Linked DNA regions of Homo sapiens: region 2 is linked to region 1. Evidence: chromatin loops called from intact Hi-C (ENCODE). Cell type or tissue: body of pancreas. All regions are shown on one strand. Links, peaks and the distances in the headings refer to the core of each region. The heading gives the core; the rest is flanking DNA. Region 1 overlaps LINC01992 (long intergenic non-protein coding RNA 1992). Region 2 overlaps LINC01992 (long intergenic non-protein coding RNA 1992).

Region 1 (2,917 bases), core at 107-2,606:
CTTGGTTGACCTTCCTAAGTCTCAGTTCCTTAGCTATCAATTGAGGATTATGACTGCACCCTCCTCATGGGACTGTTGTGAAGATGAACAAATAAGACAGCAAAGCTCAGTGCTTGGCACAGAGTGTGCTCCCCACATATTAGCTAGTACTAATTTGCTTATCTTTGGTTATCAATGAGGAAGGGCCTTTTCACTTCTGCCTATTGTCTGTTTCTGTGTGTGTATGTGTGTCTAAATTAAGATATATGGTTTTAAGGTGAAAAATGAAATCATAAGGGACTATTTATTAGGTCAATTAGCAGGCATATAGCTCTTTTTCCCCCCTTTTAGAAAGGGTGCTGCCCAGGCTGGCCTTGAATGCCTCAGCTCAAGCGATCAGCCCCCTAAGTAGCTGAGACTACAGGTGCACACCACCGTGTCTGGCAAATATAGCTCTTTCTCAGGGTTCATCTAACCTCAAAGAAGAGCAGATACTAGTGCTGTACAGTTTCTACCCAGCATTTCTCCTTTGGGCTAGTTTTGGAATCTATCATAAGACTTATCTTTCTCTTTTAATGTTTAAGACTAACTACATTCTTAAGTATGATTTTTATTGTGTGAAGAGAACCTGTGGGAATACATTGCCAATTGTGGAACAAATTCAGAGACAGAACTAGATTTGATTTCCAGAAATCTGTAGTACTGCCGACCTCTCTAAGAGCACATTTCTCAGCAAAGCAAGAACTCCCAGGGCAAGAATCCTGTCCGCTGGGGACAGCTTTAGCCCCTTAGGAGCACGGAGCAGTCCAAGCAGCCGCTGCAACTTCCCCTCCCACTGACGGCATCTATAAATCCATTTCCTGTCTTGTAATTATGTCTCATGTGGTAATTAGCCCCTTTATATAAATGAAGCCAAATTTCCTTGTGTAATGGACTGAAGCCCAAGTGTATGCGAGGAGTTGAAATGCCGCTTTGGCAGGAGGGGGGCCTCTGAGATCTCCTTGGGGGCAGGGAGGAGAGCCCTCTGTGTGAGGAGTCTACACTGTGCCAGGCGCTGTGCTGGTACTTTGCATGCACCATTCCATACCCTCCTCACACTGATCCTTCCTTCCGGGCACCTTTGCCTTTGCTTTTATTGTCCAAGGCCAGCTTCTGTGCACTCTTCAGGTAGAAAATCAAAACCATCAGTGGTACTTAGATGAACACGTGACTCTACATGCCAAAGGCTCTGCGGGGTACAAGGAAGGAAGTGCTGTAGGAACCAGCCAAGGACAGCACCCCTGAAGCCTTGTTCCTTCCTGGAATTTCACGTGGCCCACTGACCCTTCACAGCCCTGAATGTGCACAGGCACGTGTGGAGCCAGCATCAGGGTGGGGCTTCAGGATGCCAGGAGCCCAGAAACCAGCGCAGGCACCCAGCTGTGGGAGGAACATTTGAAATATTGCTGTAGCCCTTGGGAGGACAAGACAGGGACACAGGGGCAGAGACAAGGATGGAGGGGGCGGTTGGAAGAGGTGGGTGCAGGCTTATGCCCTTGAAAAGGGAATTTGGGACAGTGAAGAACGAGGCCACATGTCCCTTTACCCCATCTCCCTCTATCTTCTTTCTTTTTTCCTTTCACTCTTCTCAGGCATCTCCTTCCGATAATCAGGCTGCATTTGCCGGCAGCCGGGGGGGGGGGGGGGTGCGGGGGGGAGGTGTGTGTGTGGAATTCACGGTCTTTTAGCTTGGACAGAGAATTAGAGGGGGCAGTGAACACAAATTGTCAGGAAGGCTAAGAAAAGAGTACGGAGGACATTGGATTAGCCTTGAATCTTTGAGCAGGCTACTTAGATGCTGCTAAGTCCCTTGGGGTCCTGATGTCTAAAATGGGGATAATAATTGATGTCTTGAACACCTCACTGGACTGAGGAGGAAGTGGAATAGACTCGATTTTGATTCAAGGGAATGTCTGAGTATATACTGGTTTTTCAGGGATGTGCCTGGGGAAATACGTATAAATGCATGTTTATATGTAAGTATGCGCACATTGCCCATTCCACATACACATGGTCAACTGAATGTATGTTTTTTTTGTCTTTTAGGAATTTAAAACCACCACATATAATAATAAGTACTTACTACTCATTAACCACTTACTCTATGCTAGACCCTATCTCAGCTCTGTACATATATTTCTTATTTAATTCCCTAAATCCTATGAGGTAGGTATTATTAGCCCCATTTTACAGAAGATAAAACTGAGGCACCAGATTAGGATGATCACTCAAAGCTATGGACCTAGTAAGTGTTAGAGCTGGAACTTGAAACAGGCCTGAATTTCCTAATCTTTTGTCTTAATTGCTATGTTGTTTCTAATAATCTGGGCTTTTCTTTACATCTATAGGCAAACATTTTTGGACTCAGACTCAGATACCATTGCCCCAAGGCGGACTCCCACTTTCTCATCTCCAAGTGGCTCTGATACAAAGTGATCTAATGCTTAAAATGAGAAAGGCTTTGAGGGTGTGCCGTGACTTTCATCTCTGCAGAGCCCCAGGATGTTTCTCCAGCCCCCTTCTCAATATGCAGGGAAGAGAAGCCTTAGACGGGCTTCAGGCTCAGGACAGCAGTGTCAGGGGCTCTGCGTAGGGGGTGTCCCTTCTAGAAAATGGCTCTGGGATGGCTGCTTGTGGACAGGATCCTGCTGCCTGTCTCTCTTTCCTGCCTAGTGAAAGCTCTGGGCCCCTGTGCCTTCTCCTTTACCTGCTTCTTTCTTCCTGAACTGGTGCCCTCTGTTTCTAATTACATGGAATTCTAGAGGGGTTCACTACAAGTCCAGCTTCCGTGCGAGCAAAAGACCCTTCTCCATTTTTGCCAGCAAGTTGGCAAGAGCTGTAGGGTAGGAGTGATGCGGTGGGCTCTAGAGCCATGGGTTCAAATCTTGGCCCTTGGCTA
Region 2 (2,917 bases), core at 268-2,767, 44 kb after region 1:
CCTGGCTCCTTCTGGCTGTATTCTGGGTTTGTCGACCTTGGTTTCCCATGCGACTTTCAGCGTTGCTTACTTTCTGGTCTCTAGCTTCCAGGAATACCATCCTTCCCTCTCCAGCCCAAGCTCTGGACTGGGCCAGCCTCTGCCCAATGCTCAGGCCTGCAGGACCAGGGGGATTCAGGCTTACTCAGCCTTCCTGTCCTTTCTCGCCACAAACTTCCAACTTCCATCCTTTGCTACTGGATCGATTGGCCAGGTCTTCACTACCAGACCAAAACAAAGGGTGGGGACAATTATTTAGATCATTCAGACACTCACTCAAGCAAAAACAATGATTTTATTTCCCCTGAATGATCCAGATAATTATTTTAATTCTCTGCTTCACTTTGTCTCTGGAGCCCTGACCTCTTCATTCTATGACTCTAGTTAAAATTTGGTCCCAGTGATAAATATTTCTTGTCTAATTGTCTTCTCCACTCATGTTCCACAAGAGGTGATTTCCAGGGAAAAGGATCTGTAGGTAAATGAGCATTAACTTCAATCCTGGGCAATGTGAAAATTAAAATAAAGCTGTCATGGCATACGTTCTATCCACATTTCACTTTCTGGAAGGGCCCCTCTATTTCATCCCTCCCCAACCCCTGTCACACACAGCAGCAAGGAGCAAATTACCATTTATTAAACTCTAATTATCATTCCCATTTTTCAATACCATTCTCTGTGTATGTGTGCAGCACACCAGCCTGTACTCACTGCCATTAAATCAGCAATAAGTCTTGTTAGCATAGCATCCATATTTATAGGCAGGATTGAGTGATGCTCAGTGACATGGTATAAAGTCGAATGCCCTTAATAGAAGGTTAGGGACATGTCCTGATTTTGGAGTGATCCAGCCACATGGCAGATGTGGGAGGTTTGAGGGGACTTAAAGCTTTAGACTGTTTTGAGACAGTGTCACAGAGACTTGGAGGCTGGCAGGCGATGACAGTGTCCTGCTCTGTTGCCGTCAGAACAACAGGTCAGAAAGTACGTTGCAGATCCCGTTGGAACTGGCTGGGTTCTTTCCACTCCTCTGGACCTGGGATGTCCAGGCCGGGCATTTGCCCGAGCAACACGAGTTTCTTGTAAGATTCTTTGTTAATTACCTCCTTCGCTAGGTAACCATCAAGTGGTTGTCAGGAGAGTCATATGTGATAGGCCAAGTCCTTTATCTTATCAGTAGGGGAGATTGGCTGTGTGGCTGGCACCTTGTCAGCCAGGGTTCATGGGTATAACATGTCCAATGTGTCTAGCCCAACAAACTCAGATGTGTACAACTCCAAAGTCCACGTCCTTTTTACTAATACTGAGCATCTCTCCCTAGAAATTAAAAGCGGACTCCTTCATTTCCTGTTTCTCATTGCAAAACTTTGCCGTGACTTCTGATAAGCACACAGGTGCCCAGTCACCATCTTGTGACCAAATGCTGCCCAAAGAGACGCAGCATGACCTGCTCACTCCATAGGGTCCTGCTTCTCCCACCCCAATTCCATAGCACTTGCCAAGTGGTCCTGCCCATCTGAGGCAGCTTCATGCTTCACTGGCTGCCCATCACCCTTCCCGGCCCAGGTAAGGTTCGGGAGCCTCCGGAGCTTACCTGCTCATCAGTTCCCTGATGAGCCCCAGGGCTTACCTGGTCTCCCGCTGCTCACCTTAACTCATTAGATTCAGGATCTGGGAGCTAGAAGGAGCATAAGAACTTGGCCTAACAGTTTCATTCTGCAGACAGGTCAGAGGCACAGAGGCAGGGGTGGGGAGGTCCCCTTCCCCCTTCACAGACACCTGGTGTCTCTTCACCTATTGTTCAGCAGGGGCTGGCAGCTCCCTGCAGTGTAATCACCCTCAGCTCATTAACAGGCTGTGCTCATTTGCATATCTAAATATCCCTGTACATAGAAAACAGAGACTATTACATCTTTCCCTTACGTGTATACATGAAAAAAGCAGAGAGGAGGCAGACAGGAAAGACAGATCACACCCCTTTCCCCATCCCTCCCAGTCACCTGTTGGTCAGTTTTGTTTTGCTTTTCAAACCAGCCCATTTTTTCCTTGCAGACAGAGCATCAGTAAACTATCTTGTAGCTACTGCCTCCTTCATTTTCATATGAAAAAGCTATGAGTCTGCCCTATTTTTACTTTCCTTAATTTTACCTCTTCTCTGGCTCCACTTCCAAAAGGACACCCCAACCCCTCAAAAAAAACAAAAACAAAACCAAAAAACCATAGCCTTCTACATCCATCAGCTTTATGCAAATGTATCAACACACCCACCCTCATTCAGCATGCTCAGAAACAGGAACTGTCTATCTATAGATCAGCCTGATTGCAGTTCATTTTTATACAGTTTAGGAAGCGTGAAAAGTCACAGGCTGGGGATAAAACAGCCTGAAATCGTCATACAGATGATCATGGCACATGTAGATCATTTATTCCAGGAGTGCCTTGATGGGCCCCCAGAATTCACCCCTATGGATTTCTCATCAGTTTGTAGGGAAAAATGGTGCTCTAATGATGCCATCTAGGGTTATGCCATCTTAATCATAGGTGGGGGGCACTCATCGCTGCCCAGCTGCCAGCTTTCTGGGAAAATATCTCCAAAACAGCAGACCCCAAGGCAGGAGGATCTGCCCTGAGAGATGGAGTGGCTGGGGGTGAAAGTCTGGACAGTAGTGGGACTTGCTCCCAGCTTTGTACCTTCACCCACTCTGCAAGCATTTATTGGGCCCCCTACTGTGTTCACAGTGCACTTTTAAGTGCTTGCTACGTATCATTCACTATTCCAATTGCTTTACAAATACTAACTCATTTAATCCTCATCACAATCCTCAATCCTATGAGGCAGGTGCTATTATCCTCACTTTACAGATGAGAAAACTGAGAC

The links. Peaks named below come from ENCODE experiments on the same cell type or tissue, not always from the same donor. Only the 100,000 strongest peaks of a DNase experiment are listed, where the experiment ranks them.
Region 2: a loop joins it to region 1, with 2.4 times the contacts of the local background. A loop is called at or near these places in 8 of 110 quality-filtered maps.

What each region holds. Positions count from the first base shown.
Region 1 is chr17:27,983,379-27,986,295 of GRCh38, reverse strand. All of the region lies in intron 2 of LINC01992 (long intergenic non-protein coding RNA 1992), which reads left to right. Among named protein-coding and RNA genes, the nearest start is that of LINC01992, 6.9 kb to the left of the region's middle. In body of pancreas, for the core only: no CTCF peak of the experiment used is centred there; no DNase peak of the experiment used is centred there.
Region 2 is chr17:27,939,056-27,941,972 of GRCh38, reverse strand. The region is part of intron 2 of LINC01992 (long intergenic non-protein coding RNA 1992); the gene reads left to right. Among named protein-coding and RNA genes, the nearest start is that of LYRM9, 47 kb to the right of the region's middle. In body of pancreas, for the core only: no CTCF peak of the experiment used is centred there; a DNase peak (open chromatin) is centred at 1,242.